Regions from separate parts of the Homo sapiens genome. Here region 2 is linked to region 1. The links are chromatin loops, found by intact Hi-C in ENCODE. Cell type or tissue: A673. All regions are shown on one strand.

What was found. Peaks named below come from ENCODE experiments on the same cell type or tissue, not always from the same donor. Only the 100,000 strongest peaks of a DNase experiment are listed, where the experiment ranks them.
Region 2: a loop joins it to region 1, with 2.4 times the contacts of the local background. A loop is called at or near these places in 2 of 110 quality-filtered maps.

What each region holds. Positions count from the first base shown.
Region 1 is chr9:80,444,498-80,452,497 of GRCh38, reverse strand. LOC105376103 (a long non-coding RNA gene) reads right to left here. Exons shown (of 3, transcript XR_929989.3): 2 at 4,394-4,451; 3 at 1,026-1,322. Among named protein-coding and RNA genes, the nearest start is that of LINC01507, 620 kb to the right of the region's middle. In A673, no CTCF peak of the experiment used is centred here; DNase peaks (open chromatin) are centred at 3,297 and 4,417; H3K27ac peaks cover 3,145 bases.
Region 2 is chr9:80,500,259-80,508,258 of GRCh38, reverse strand. No RefSeq gene overlaps it. Among named protein-coding and RNA genes, the nearest start is that of LINC01507, 680 kb to the right of the region's middle. In A673, no CTCF peak of the experiment used is centred here; no DNase peak of the experiment used is centred here.

The DNA.
Region 1 (8,000 bases):
GAGTTCATTCATGATTTGGCTCTCTGCTTATCTATTGTTGGTGTTAAGGAATGCTTGTGATTTTTGCACATTGATTTTGTATCCTGAGACTTTGCTGAAATTGCTTATCAGTTTCAGGAATTTTTGGGCTGAGATGATGTGGTTTTCTAAATATAGGATAATGTCATCTACAAACCGAGACAATTTGACTTCCTCTCTTCCTATTTAATATCCTTTATTTTTTTCTCTTGCTGATTGCCTTGGCCAGAATTTCCAATACTGTGTTGAATAGGAGAGGTGAGAGAGGGCATCCTTGTCTTGTACCAATTTTCAAAGGGAATGCTTACAACTTTTGCCCATTCAACATGATATTGACTGTGGGTTTGTCATAAATAGCTCTTATTATTTTCAAAATTTGACAATGTAGCTAAAGTGGTGCGTAGAGGGAGACTGATAGCTTTAAATGCTTATATTAGAAAAGAAAACAGAATTCACATGAATTATCTAACCTCCTTCTGAGAGAAAAATAGAAGAACAAATTAAACCAAAAGCAAATAGAAGAAAGGATAATGAAAATGAGAGCAGAAATCAATGAAATTTAGAACAGAAGAAAAAGAAAACTAATTTACCCAAAGGCTGATTGTTTAGAAATTTCAATAAAATTAATAAATTTCTAGTTAGAATGACCAAAAAAAAGAGAAAATGCAAATTACAAACAATAAGAACTAATAAAGAAACATCACTACAGACTGTACTGACATTTAAAGAACAAAGGGATGCTGTGAACAACTCTAAGCCCATAAATTAAACAACCTATATGAAATGGACATATTTTTAAAGACAAAACTACCGAAACTTACTCAAGGTAATATTCATATGATACTCAACGATCTATGCTATATAGAGGAAATTTCAGTAAAAGGAGAGTATTATATAACACAGGAGAGAGAAATCTCTTATTCAAAGCATATTTTAGTTTTTGCTATTATACTTTAGTAGCTAAATACATATTTCTTATAAATACAATTGTTGTTAAGTCAGAATGGTAATATTAAGAAGCTCACATTGACTTTTATTTAATAAAACTTGTATACCTTTTTAAAAAGTCATTTCTCTGTACTCCAGTAAAGTAAGGAAAACTGGGATATAATTATTATTATAAGCTACACATAATTTTTCCTCTTAAACATTCTGTTTTCATGTTGTTTGTAAAGTTGATTTTTTAAAAAGTAATTTAGTACTTTTTAAAATCTAGAAACTCATCGGACTTTTTTTTGTCATAGAAGTTTGAAAAATTCCACCAGGATTTCTCTAGATATGGACTTCTTTTGCATTCTGTTTGCCTGAAACATGAAAAAAAATTATTAAATTTCTCAGTGAAATTTTCATTAGATGAATTTTTAGACAATTCAGATAATTTTATTTTGTGATTTCAATATGGCTAGAACTTTGTGCAGTTTTATTTTCACCTATAAAAATTTTTATTAGCCATTGAATAGTGTTCTTGCGTGGTCTTTCAAGTTAATATTTTTCACTTACCCTCAGTCGAAAATGAGAAGGTAAAGTTGAGTTAGAAATTTTCTGTAGCATATATTCTCTACCCAATGATTGCATTGTATTTTAAATTCTTCATATTATACATCTGAATAATTTATAGAAAGCTCTCACAATGATTCTTCCTTCAGTGGGGACTGTTTGACATCCTGTGTATACAGTGTGAATAAAATGTTCATGTAATATACTCACACTGAATCAAAGGAAATAACACTTTGGCTGGCCTTGACTGAATCTTATTTTGCTTTCCTCTTTTAAGTTTTTGTTTTCAGTATTTCTTTCAGTTTTACATATCTTCAGGAGGTGTTAGAATCATTTACTATTTAAATGACAGACTATTAAATTGTTATCTTATAAATTAATTCTGGATTTTGGTATTTTGCATTGAAAGTTAAATGGTATTGAGACCCAAGACATATTCCAAACAGGTCATGAAGTCTAATTAACCTTTTATTACATTCAACTACTTTAAGTTACATGAACTTGGCTCTGTCCTCTAAATATAACAATACAGTTTTGGCATCTCATTAATAAACAGGACAGCATTTATTAACACTGCTATGTAACTAAAGTAAAACTTCATCAATTCAAATCTCAGGGAACCAGAAGTAATCAAGCTAGACCTAAACAGGAACAAATTATCTGACATCATATTTTAGCGGCAGGAGAGCTGAGAAGCTAAACAACTTGCTGTTTCTGTCAAACAATCTTGATTACTTGTCAGTGGAGAAGAAGTTGGTAGGGTATGGAATGAAAGGTTAATTTACTTGCACTCACATAACCTCTCCCTCTCTTCTTACAGAAAAATAATCAAGGTCATTAATTGAAGTTCTGCAAGTCAATTTCTATAAATTCATGACTCACAGGATCATATATTTTAAATTACAAATATAATAGTATTTGAGGTCATCCATGACAAAACATTCTATATAATACTGTTTATTATTATTTTTATCTGACCATATTTTCATTAAACGTTTCTAGACTAAAAACATATACACTTTTGTTAGTCTTGCACCAGAATTCTAATATGAAATATTTATTTGCTCTTCATGTATTCATTCATAAAATATCCTTCCTTTCCTTCTTATATTAACCGTGTCTATCTATATTTTGATGTTTTGACATCTGAGGCCCTGCTGACCCTAGAGGAAGTCAGCTCACTCCAGGATTAGCCAGTTACTAGAGAGAGTAAACAACTCACCTGCGAGCACAACTTTCATATGCAAATCAACCAATGCACAGCTTACACTCTGTACTCTAAGCCACTATCCATCTTCCCTTAGCATTCCAGGGCTAGGTCCTAGACAACTAGAGACAGCACCTATGACCCTGATCCTGCTGTAATTTCTCCCGAGGAAACCACAATAAAGGCTCTTGGCTCAAGATTTTCCCTCTCCCTTTGCCTCCTGACTGCACCTCCCCCACCGCATGCTGGCCTATGTGAGCCCCTGTGTCTCCATCTGTAAGTATAACACATTATCTTTTTGTTGTTTTTTAGAGATAGATTCTCACTCTGTCACCCAGGGTGGGGTGCAGTAGGGTGATTATAGCTCATGTCAACCTCAAACTCCTGAACTTAAATAATCCTCCTGCCTCAGCCTCCCAAGGAGCTTGAACTATAGGCATATGGCATCATACCCAGTTAATTCATTTATTTATTTGTAGAGAAAGGGATCTTGCTACGATTCCCTGGCTGGTTTTGAACTCCTGGCCTCAAGTAATCTTCCCACCTTGGCCTCCAAAGGATTATAGGTGTGAGCCACCATGCCTAGCCCACAAACTATCTTTTCAATGGCAATCATCTCCTGATCTGTTGGCCTTAACATAACTCAATAATAAAACCTATTAAAACTCTCTCTCTCTTTTTCCTTCCTTCCTTCCTTCCTTCCTTCCTTCCTTTCTTCCTTCCTTCCTTCCTTCCTTCCTTCCTTCCTTCCTTCCTTCCTTCTTTTCGTGTGTGGAAATATGTAGAAACCAGTGGCTATTTAAATGAGCCATTACTAATTAGCAAAATGTTGTACTGTCTTGGCTAGGCTATATAAAATAAATTTTAGCAAAATGAGTACTACGAATTTTGGATGGACATACGTCCTTTCATACTTAATAATCCTGAGTGTGAAGAAATACTTCTAAAATCTGCCTTGAGTTATCTAAACTTTAGATGAGTGGGTCAGTCTTCAAATATCAGTTATAGCTTTAGAAATAAGGGGAAATTATTCACCAGAGCACTTAAATAACAGCATATGTTCTTTTCTTTTTATTAACTATAAACAAATACCAAGTTTAAATGTAAACTTTGACTACTAAAACAAAATATGGGTACAGAGTTTTAAAATGGTGCCAACCTCACTTTACCCTTTACATTTTGGTTTTTGTAAGTACACTTACGCCATGGCAGAGAAGTTTAATCATGGATTTAGAAAATGTAATCATCAAAATTTGCTGAAATCAAAGAATAAAAGGGTGAATTAACATTAAAATTATTTTCTCAGCACCTTAAGAAAAGTCATCTCTAAATTAGATTTTTTTGTTACCAATTACAGAAAATATTTGTGAACTCCATTTTATTTGGATTGCATACCTTTTAAAATGTGTTCAGCTTTTTGGTTTTTCATTTCGTTTTGTTGACTTTATCTTTCCACTTAAGTTTTAGCCTAATTCCATTTTATTTTTGACTTTAAGCCTTCTATATTGTTCTCACTGATAACATCATTTATTTCTTAATTCCTCAATCTCCTACTTTCCTTGTTTGCTTGTGATCGATTTGCCCACTCTTTCCTTTTCTCTTGGGGAAGATACTCTCATACTCATTCATTCTCCCTTTTATTCACTTGTGAATTTTTTTCTGGGCACTTACCATCTGCCAGTAATAATAGGAGTCCCAAGGGACACAGAATGACAAGACAATTTCTGTTCTGGAAGAGATGAGAAAAAGAATGAAAAGCCACTAATCAATTAAGATGAAATGTGAAAATTGTTGTAATGAAAGTAAATAGTAAGTGCTATGTGCAAACAGTAGGCAAATTACCAAACTCAGAGGAATGAGATAAAGAAGATTTTCACAGAGGCGCGGATGTTAGTGAGGAGCACTGTAGGATAAATGAAAATTTTCAGGGAAAAAGGGGGAATAGAACATTTGTGACAAAGTTACCAGAATCGTCTAATTGAGTATTATAAAACACCAAGATAGAAGGTAAGCACAGAAAGGCTAGAATTCTGGTAATACTCAATTTATTCTCTTCTCATGTCTATTAGTCAACCTTATCTGACCTGTCCTGTTCCCCAGAAAGCTACCTCTTTGGCCTGCTTCTTCTTACCTCCTTACTATTTTGGCTTCTATTTGGGTTCAACCAAGGGTTGGCACTGGCAGGACACGAGGGTGGGAGGAGAGAATAAAGGTGCATTACTTCCTCACTCCCTTCCTAATTCCATGGAGATGTTCTGGTAGAAGCTCTGTCCCTCCATGACTGTAGCGTCCCCCTAGATGGCCCCTCCATCTAGGGCAAAGGAGCTATGGATTCCTTCCCCCTAGAATTGGCTCCTCCACGTTTCCAATTCTCACTGAGCTCCAGTAATGTCTTTCCTCCCTTGTCTCTTTGACCATTGAATTGGCAATGGCTTTCTACTGTTTCTACTTCTGGGGATCCTACCAATACTTTATTTGTTCAAATCCCAGCTGCAACTTTTCAATACCTCCAATCAACAATTTTCATTTTAGCCATCCGAGTTACATGTTGTACTTTGTAAGTATTCTTACTGCCATGACAGGAAGAAGTTTAATCGTGAATGACCTTTAAAATATCAACTATTTTAAAAATCTTGTTATAACCTGATTTAATATAATCTTGGGTTTCAGTATCTATTTGTATAAACAAAGAAATAAATGACAAACCAGAAAAAATAATGATGGAAAGCATGCAAACATTAAAGCCCCCAAAATCTTAAAAATCTCTGAATATCAAATAAGATTTCTGAGTCAAATTTGGTTATGAAACAAAAGGTAAAAGGGAGTCTTAATTTTTTTTCAGAACTAAATACAAAGTCTAGTAGAAACATTCACAAAGACACAAGATGATTGGGTCTCTAGGTAGATGGTATTATCAGCCCAGAAACAAAAATAGCAAGACATCATAAGCAGGGACTTTGTGGGAGAAGTTATTCTAGCTGTGCCCTTTTCTTTTCCTTTATTGACCTTGGGATAATAATCGTCTATCCTGTTGATGTAGAAGGTCAAGAAACAACAAAGCCATCCAGAATCAGCTGATAACAAAATAGTAAGATTAGGAGATGTCTAAAGAGTAGCTCAGATTAAAAATAATAATAATACATATATAAAAAGCAGGCTTTTGGTGCCCTGGATATGCAAATCCCATTTCATAAACTCCATTTCCTGGAGGAAAATATCTCCAGGTTAGGTTACAGAGTAGGAATAGTGGGTAAATGGAGCAGGATAAAGTGACCAGCCAGGATTGCAATACCATAAACTACACCTACTGTACTGCGCCTCCAATCTGCTCCCTAAAGTTACCTGCAAGAGTATGTGAGAATCCTGGGTTTTTGCCTGGCCCCAAATAAACAGCAGAGGCCAGGATAATTATAACTGATAATTGATAATGAATAAAAAATAAAAATATATGATAAGTGAAATTCCCAATGGTATATGAGCCTCTGTGTGTGTGATATATTTGTATAACGAACCATCAATGAAATTCAATCATTATGAAAGAAAAATAAGCTAAAGCATCTATACCAGAAAAAAAACAGAACTAATGAATGAGGTAGACTAATAATGTAACTTAAACATAATAATTACTGCGATGGTTAATATTAGGTGTCAACTTGATTGAATGGAAGGACGTCTAGATAGCTGGTAAAGTATTGGGTTTTTGCCTGGCCCCAAATAAATAGCAGAGGCCACGGTAATTATAACTGATGATAACTGATAATGAAAACAAAATAAAAATACCTGATAACTAAAATTCCCAATGGCATATGAGCCTCTGTGTGTGTGATATATTTGTATAATGAAACATCAAAGAAATTCAATCATTATGAAAGAAAAATAAGCTGAAGAGTCTACACCAGAAAAAAAAAAAAACAGAACTAGTGAATGAGGTAGACTCATAATGTAATTTAAACGTAATTACTGTGATGGTTAATATTAGGTGTCAGCTTGATTAGATGGAAGGATGTCTAGATAGCTGGTAAAGTATGAGGCTTGGGTGTGTCTGTGAGGGTGTTGCCAGAGGAGACTGACATTTGAGTCAGTGGACTGAGAGAGGAAGACCTACACTCAATCTGGGTGGGCTGCTAGAACAAAGCAGGTGGAAGAGTGTGGGCTAAGCTGGCTTGCTGAATCTTCTGGCTTTAATCATTCTCTGATGCTGGATGCTTCCTTCCATTCTTCATGCCCTTGGATATCAGACTCCAGGTTCTTTGGCCTTTGGACTCTTGGACTTACATCAGTGTTTTGACAGGGCTGTTGGGCCTTCAGCCACAGACTGAAGGCTACACTGTTGGCTTCCCTGCTTTCGAGGCTTTTGGGCTTGGACTGACCCACTATTGGCTTCTTTCTTCCCCAGCTTGCAGAAGGCCTATCATGGGACTTTGCCTTGAGATTGTGTGAGCCAATTCTGCCTAATAAACTCTCTTTCATATATACACATATCCTATTAGTTCTGTCCCTCTGGAGAACCCTGACTAATACATAGGCTGTAGGAGAAATAGATAGAAACCAGGAGTCCAGATGGAAACAAGCCAGATGAGAGGTGACAATCACCAATAACTTTTACAGAGATGAGAGAAGTTATTGAAAATATAAACCAAAAAAAAAAGAAGTTATATGTTTTAAAGAAAAGAATCAACTGGAACTGCTGAATATGAAAAATATATGTAATTGTTGAAATAACAAAGTCAGTTGAGGTACAGAATAGAAGAATGTTTCCAATTAGAAAATGCACTATTTAGTAACAAATCGTAGGAAAAAAAAATTATTCCAAACACATGGGAAAGAGATAGAAGAAATGAATGAGAAAGAAAAAGATAAATAGAGATGAAATAGCTATTGTTATACCGATTTAAATGACCTCCCAGAAGAAGTGGAAGAAGGGAATAAGATTTCAAAACTTCCTTATAAAAACATCTTAAAATGTAAAATAATGGCAGAGAATTTTTCAGAATTAAAGAAAGTTGTAAGATCTCGATTAAAAAGAGTTTATAAGTGCCAATAGGACAAGTTAAAACACATACACAAACACACAGGTAAACATAGTTCAGTAAAATTTTAAAAATATCAAATACAAGTAGAAAACTCTATATCCAGGAAGGATAAACATTTTACATACAAAAAGCACATCGTAGATGGAAAAAGGCATGAAATAATATTTGCAAACATCTGGCAATTTAAAAAAAAAAGAACTTTAAGCCCACAATTACATTCCCAATTACACTATTAGTTAAAGGAA
Region 2 (8,000 bases), 56 kb before region 1:
ATTCAGTATGAGGCAGTAACAGAGGCTTTGATGTAGAGCCCTTAACGCAAGACAATGCAAATGACATTTACTAGCAATTTTTTCCCCCATTAATGAACAAACAGTACTTCAGGGAGTGTAAAGGCAAGAGGCATATAATTTCTGAACTATTTAAATTGCTAATTAGATCTGTACAGGAGGTGTATTCCTAATGCAGACAATTACAACGGCTCCTAAGTGTTTGCCTTACAGTTGCTAATTACTACAGAAGCCAATTAATTGCTGTTGACTTTTTGTATTCTTTTGCATATCGCCAGTTAATATTTACATTTATAATGAAGACAAAATTGGCAAACACTGTGTCATTTTGTAATGAACAATTCCAGTGTCTAAACAATGAACACATTATCCTCATTTGTGCCTGAAGAGTGCAGCTGATTAGCATATGTTCTGTGCATGCTAGAACATTGCTCTTTCTTCTCAAGAGTAAAAACATCACTTAGGTGCAGGACGTGCAGGTGCAATGTCTCCAGGGCTCTTGGAATTGGTTTCCACCATATGCCATATAGCAGGGAACAAAACAGCAGGTATAAAAAAGATGGGATTGAAATGATCTGAGCTTCTCCATGTAGCAGAAGAATTAAGAGAATGCTGTGGACGATTGCAAATTTTTTGACAACTCAGTATCTCTGCTGTTTATCTATGCTGGAGTAACTTCGCATATTATGAAGATATCCCTCTATAGATGCTGAGAAGGCCAAATACCACATTTTCTAGCCTCCTTCATGACTGAAATTGGGCATTTGTTAAGTTGTATCAATTAAATGCACATTTCCAAATTTGTAACCAGGATCCAACAGGGAAAAGAAACAAGGAACACAATGGATTGTTCTAGTCATGGTGGTGGTTAATAAGGATGATGATAGTGGTACTAAGCATAACATCCAGTGTTTAATGCTCAAGGTGTCAACAAAAAAACCAATAGCAAATAGCATTTGGTTGTGCACATGGAGTATGTTCAGGTATATTTCTTTTCCTGGCTTTGTATCCCTGTGGCGAGTCCTCCAACCCTCCTGGTGATTCTGAGAGCAATTCAGTCATTTTTAACTGTTTTTTCCTGTCAAAATCAGCCAGTTTTTTTTTTATTGGCTACTAACAACAGTTGTAGGTGTTTTGCAAGTTTGACAAGGGGAAGAGGATGTATCCATGGCCCAGAGTGCCATATTTTATGTATTATTTGATTTATTTTATCAAATAATTTATTCAGATGCCTTCTATTGAGATCTAAAGGAAATGCAAATGAATCAACTTCTAGTTTCACATTACCACAACAAGCAAACAAACAAAACATAGAAACACATATGTAGTTAGACGCCAACTTTCGTCTTTGTTTTTACCTGCCAAAGGGAGTAAGTTGGAAATAATTCTTTTCTTAACCAGCATATTTGTCAGAGTGTGTATTGCAAACAGCGGGGGCCTGAAGTGATTTTGTCAACCAGTTTTCCAACAGTGAAAACATAACTTTCATTTGCAACAACCTCTGGGCACTGCAAACAGAAGAGAGGTGGAAAATGACTTGAACGGGCAAAACTTCTCACTGCCTCATCTAGGGTAGACATGCTATTCTATTATCCCACACTTCATTATTTCTCCTATAACACTGCAGTCAGGTATTAGAGAAAAGACAGAGTTAGAAAACAAGGATAAATAAATACAAAGTGAACAATTTAACTTCCACAAGTTAAAAGCCCCAAATAGACAAGAATATTAAAAAGAAGAAGGGTCTATATGTATATTAGAGACACTCAAATAAGTGATGTGATAAATGTTTAATAGCTTGACCTCCAAAAGAATATAAAAAGTAAAAAACCGTGATTGGTGCCATTGTCCTTTCCTTAATGTAAATACCACCATGGCCACCTTCAACATACTAATGGGACTTCACTGAATACAGAGCTGGGAGGAGATGTTATGCAGCATATTACATAATATTTCCTCCATTCAGATGTAAACATAAATTATGTGTGCAGATAGAGATGACCCCAAAAGCACAGACAATAGTAAAATGTAGTGAATTAGTAAGCAATACATTTTGAGAATTTATTGTTTTAATATAACTTATTTGCTTGTAAGTTTATATAATTTAAATTTTAAAAGAACTGTTTCTCAAAATTTATGAAAACTTTAGCAATTGCTTTTTCAAGGGAGCTGCTGTGAACTGGCATTAGCACACCACTGTAAAAAGCCTTGTGTAATTAGCTGAGGCTAGGTGCTACTCCTTGCTCATTAGAATTAAGTTTTATCAATTAATAGCAAAGGTTTCAAAATTTACTTTGCTGGTAATCCTCAAATGAAATCAACTTGAATGAATTTTGGCTAACTTGACAGTCATTGTTCTCTGGCCTTTGAAAAATGCTTTTAGGGGGACAATCATAATACTGCTACTACTACTAATAATATATGACCCAATCATTATTACTTAACTATGGCTTTAGAATCAACTGTAATGAAGTCATCAAAGGTGGATATTACGTTATTTCCCAGGGCATTTTCATTCTGATGCAAAAAAACATAGAAGTAGCCCTTAGCTTATCATCATTCTCATTGAGATTTGAAACATCATGCGCTCAAAATCATTAGATTCCTAATGAAAATAAGACACTATGACTACGTCCTCCATGCCTATATCATTGGCTGAATGATCTGACACTGATTAAAATGTCCATAAGCCATCAAAATAATGCAGTATTCAGCCTGAGAATAATGCAAGGGGAGCAGAGGGAGACAGAGGTCAATCTGTAGCCTTTGATATTCAGCTCTATCTAAACACTTATCACATCTCTGTGTGTATCCACATGGGTGCATAAGCATGTGTATATAAGTGTATGTATGTGTTTTCTATTTGTATTTTTCAAGCAAAGAAATGGAGGTTTTTAATATTAGTTGAGGCTACTTGTTTACTTTCAAAGTTGTTTGTATATTTTTCAAGATATTTTTGTCTAAAGACGATTTGTTTGTTAAAGCTTTGTTTACACAGACAACTTGGCTTAACTTGATTGTATAGGTCTTGATAAATATTTTAATTTTCTAATATGAACAATAATTAAAAGCAAGAGAGTCCAGGCATTAACATCTTGTGAAGGACAAGAAAAATCATGAAACATTTTAAGAATCTTTATCTGTGGTACATGGAGTGAACATATGCCAGATGAGAAAGCCTACTGTGTATTAGTAGAGTGAAAGCAAGAATGTTTGGCCTCTGAGTTAGCAAGAATGTTTGGCCTCTGAGTTAAGCAAAAACAGTCTCAGAAACACTTACAGATTATTTTGATTCTCCAAGTTGCCAGTTTTGCTTATCGTACTTGAATTTCTCCCTTTCTCCACTTCTTTACATGTCTAATTTCATGCATTAATTGCTTTGAAAGTTCTCAGAAAGTTATAACGTTAACCTCATGTTATTCTTGTCGTTTCCAGATTGCAAAGCCAGAGCTTCCTAAAAACAATTTCTCCTCTGATGAGGCCACACATGTGTCTCGCCTCTGACGTTTCACTGATGCAAGGACACCGTGATAAATCAACTTCCCATGTAATTACAGAACCTAAATGTATAACATCCATCAAATAACTGTTTCTGTTTTCTCTCCGTTCTTTTGGCCCTTCCTTCTCAGGAATTAGAACAGACAGGCTGGATTTATACCTGCTTCATAGTGCTTCCAGGTTTTCTTTAGGTCCTCGGCTTCATCCTGCACCTGGGTTGGGTTTTCCCATGTGCCTCCCTCTCTCTTTCTTCCTCCAGTCTCACCCCACCAACTTTATTTGAGAAGGCACTCTCAAATAATAGCCCTTAGAAGGAAAACTTTAATTGTAATCAAACCTTTACTTGAATGTTTCATTAGAATGAAATTTAAAGGAAAGGGCTATTTTGAAAAAAAAAATGGAATCCTTAAAAAGAAATAAATTATGAACTTAATTGACTCAAACTAATTCACTGCCTTATGCAAACTGGGCAAGCTTCCTGTCACTCTACAAGTCTTCCTCTGTGGACTCCTTGCCCCTCAGCTCTGATTCTCTGAGCACAGAAAGAATGACATAATTTAGGTTGAACTAAAGGTCATTTGGAGAGCTTCCAGCTGTCCAGTTAACTAAACTGCAAGAATAAAGGATCTGGGGCTCCCTCTTAAATTTAATTTTCTGTATTGTCACTAACTTGTAGTTATGAATGTGTGAATTTCTTGCTGAGTTTCCTTGGCCTCATCTCCAGTAGAGTGAACCCCTCATACTTCTCATTTGTGCTTTGTTCTCACCCAGCATGCTCTTTGTTTGGAGGTGGTGATGGATGCATGTGGCATAAAAAAACCCTACGAAATCACTCAAACAGAAGGAACAGGAGAGGATTAGAGGAAACCAGCTGGCTAGAATGAAATTGGCAGAGTTCAGCCAATGAAAGTCAACTTGCCAAGATTTAGTCTTCTGTTAGGTCATCTGTTTCCTCCTAACTAAACAACTCTTGGATATTTATAGACATAAATGAATTTTTATTCTCCACAATCGCCAATAACTTGTCATTTCTGGTATTTGAATGTCAGTCATGGGGAAGAACAAGGACTTGTATATAGAACACTCAAATGTAGTCGCCTACAAGTGGAAAACAAGGAACAGATATATTATTTTTCTATACTGAATGCCAAACCAAAACAGAATTCGTGGAGACTTTATATAGTTGGCAGACATTATACATATTGCTGGACAGCTGCATGTTATTTATAAAACTTTCCAAAGTTTAAGTATTTTTGAATATGTACATTTCCAGCCCTCTGACTTCAGGCTTCCAAATTACCTGAATAGTCTATAATCACTTTTGGTGACAAGGTATTTTTTCACCTGACTTCAACCCAGGCCTGACTCTCAGAACATGAAGCTCAAAGTTTAATTTATACCTCTCCTGCTGAGGCAATTAGCTTCCTTTATTTGTTTGCTTATTTCCTATTTAGCACATATCTCTAAAGCTTATTTTTGTATTATTTTCATAGCAAGTTGCCTTATGATTGCATTGATTTCTGATTTTTCTTGGAAGTTCAAAATGTCAGGGTGACTTTCAGTTTATTATCACCTAGAACTAATTTTTGTTATATGTGAGGGAGTGGGAAAAGGATATGAGAAATATGTGCGTGTGTGTGTGTGTGTGTGTGTGTGTGCGTTTGTGTCTGTGATGTAACGACATGTTTATAAACATGAAGAGACACATAAAAAAGTACATGTGTACCTTTTGACTTTTGTACATGTAACTGTCATGATTTTGTCTACTTTTCAGTGACACAAAATGTCCATGATCTACAGTAACTGGTATTTTGCTAAACCATGAATTTAAGTGGCATGGGTCACAAGTGTAATGAACAACCTCACTATCAATAGGACTGTTACGGTTTTTTAGTTTATGGGGTGTACAGCTACTTTTGTCAAAAAAATTTAATTTTTAAAAAATATATGAAATTCAACACTGTAAAATGTTACTGAAAATGTTCCTAACTTATGGGGTGACAATATGCATAGGAAACATGACTTTGGGGGAAAATGTGCTTCAGACATAGCTAATAGCTCATAAAAATATTTCCTGACAAAGCATTAAGCATATTGAAACTACATGAAAGTCTTGATTATTTTCTCCTTCACATTCTAGAGCAGAGGTTACAAACTCTAAAGTCTCTAGGGCCTAGGGAGGTCGTGATGTCAATGAGCAAACGGAACTAGGTGCAAAAAACATTCTGAGAGGTGACGAGCTGGGAAAAACGTGTGAGCGCAAGCTGTGTCTAAAGAACAATGGATATTTAAATCCAAACATCATGGCTGATTTCCAATTTTTTTAGGAAAAGCCATAAATCCAGATTTATAAGCAAGATTTTCCAATTTGTAAATATCAGCTCAAATGACCAAAAAAAAAAGATTGTGTGTAAGTCATAAAAAGAAAAATCATAGTACCTAGCTAGTTTATAACTTCTGACCTAGTACCTGCACAAACACATGTGTATACACTTAGAGAAAAATGATGAAGGTATTTATAAATTTTCAAGTAGCTGGAAGGATCTTATTCAGAAGAGGTAACTAGTTGATGTTTTCATCTCTCACTCATAAAAATATGTGCCATTAAAAGCAGCCCATCAGACAGACTACTCATTGTCAAATCAGCATCACCACCATCTCCCTCGAAGATTTCTTCTCTATTTTGGAGGAGAGGCAGGAGCAATAATTTCCAAACACCCTCCATGAAACATAGTGTTTGCCGATGAGAGGCACTTGCATGAGGCTTAGAGCAGAAGGGAAAGAGAGGTCATTATTCTCCGGAAGGTCTATCCAGACATGTGGGATTTGATTCATGGGGACTTTTTGGTAAGCTCTTGACAACCACCCTTTTGCTGCCACAGACTGAAATCGTTGGTGGGAATTTCCCAGCAATTTTTGAGAATTGCAACAGCTTCCTGGGACATCCATGAGAACCACATGATTCAGAGCTTCAGGCTGAGTAAATCAGTAGTGGCTTCACACACTTTTGCTTTCTAAGCTTTTCCTAAACCTCTTGTCTCTTATACTAAAACCCTTTGTAACTGGAATACATAGACCTGATTCCATTTTCTTAACCAAACCATGAGTGATCAATGCAGCCTTTGAAACATGAGGAATATGTAAGTGATTTTCTTAGATTAGTTAGAATTACAGCGTTGTAGAGCTAAAAATAATGTAGTTGTTGAAATTGACTTCATTATTAAATGAGATCAGGAATCATGTTCTTTTATAAGTATTTAATTCATTTATTTGCCCAGATACAGTTCATTTATTCGCCCAGATACAGTTCATTTACTCAGTAACATATTTTTATTTGCGTGAACATGCGGTAGTTGAGGCAGGTGGGTGCAGGATCATGGGACTGTTGGTGAAAAATAAAGATTATTCCAGGTTACAGTGGACCTCTTTATAAGTAGAACTAGCTCCATATAGACTGCTTCCCTTTATCTGTCACTCTCTTTTTTTTATTTTTACATATGCATATACTCCCACACATAGTCTCATACTATTTAATCTTCTTAATTGTAACATATTCTTGCTGTAACTCACATTAGTATTATTTTAAGCAGCCATTTATTTATTCAATAAATATTTAATGAACACCTACTAGGTATCACATATCCTTTCTAGGCATTTAGGATATTGGAATAAAACAAAGTCCATACCTTCATGGAGTTTACATTCTAGCACGGAAAAACAGATAATAAGCGCCTTAATATTAATAAATATGTAATAAGCATAAGGAGTTCAAAAGGGATGAGATAGAAGATCAACCTGCGGGAGGCCAGATATTTGAGAAGGGCTTAAATAATGTGATCTACTAGCATAACAAGCCGGGAAGAATGAGGAAAGAAATGGGGTTACTTGTTAGGTGATGAAGTCCAAGTGGGAGCAGAACCCAGGGTCCTGCAGGCCCTAGCAAGGATGTCAGACTTCATTCTTAGAGAGGAAAAGACAAAGAAGGGGTTTGTGCAGAGGAGTAACCTGATCTGATTTTCAGTTTTAACATGATCATGCTAAGCAGCTTTGTGGAGGTTTGAGTGAGAGGTCACGAGGAGAAATGTATGCAGTGTAAACTGAATTTTCTGCCTTTGTTGTGCCAGAGTATTAATACCCTTCAGCCCTCAGTGTCTTCATCTGTGAAATAGAAATGGTATGGGAATTAGATGAGTTAACATGTAGACGATGTAGAGCCTCACTGGCACATGTGAGCCAGCAGGGGTAGTGGCTGTGGCAGTAACAGCAGCAGCAGCAGCAGCAGTACGGCCACCTCAATCCTCTGCTGGATTGTAAGGCCCAAGACCAATTTAGTATTTATCCTACCAGATTTTTCCCTATATACACAAACTACCCTACACAAATTATTTTACTGACTTTTTTTTTATACGTGCTTTTTTTCCTCAGAATCTTTTACTTTCTTATCCAGTAATATTCACGGACATTCTATTACATCAGTGCAAATG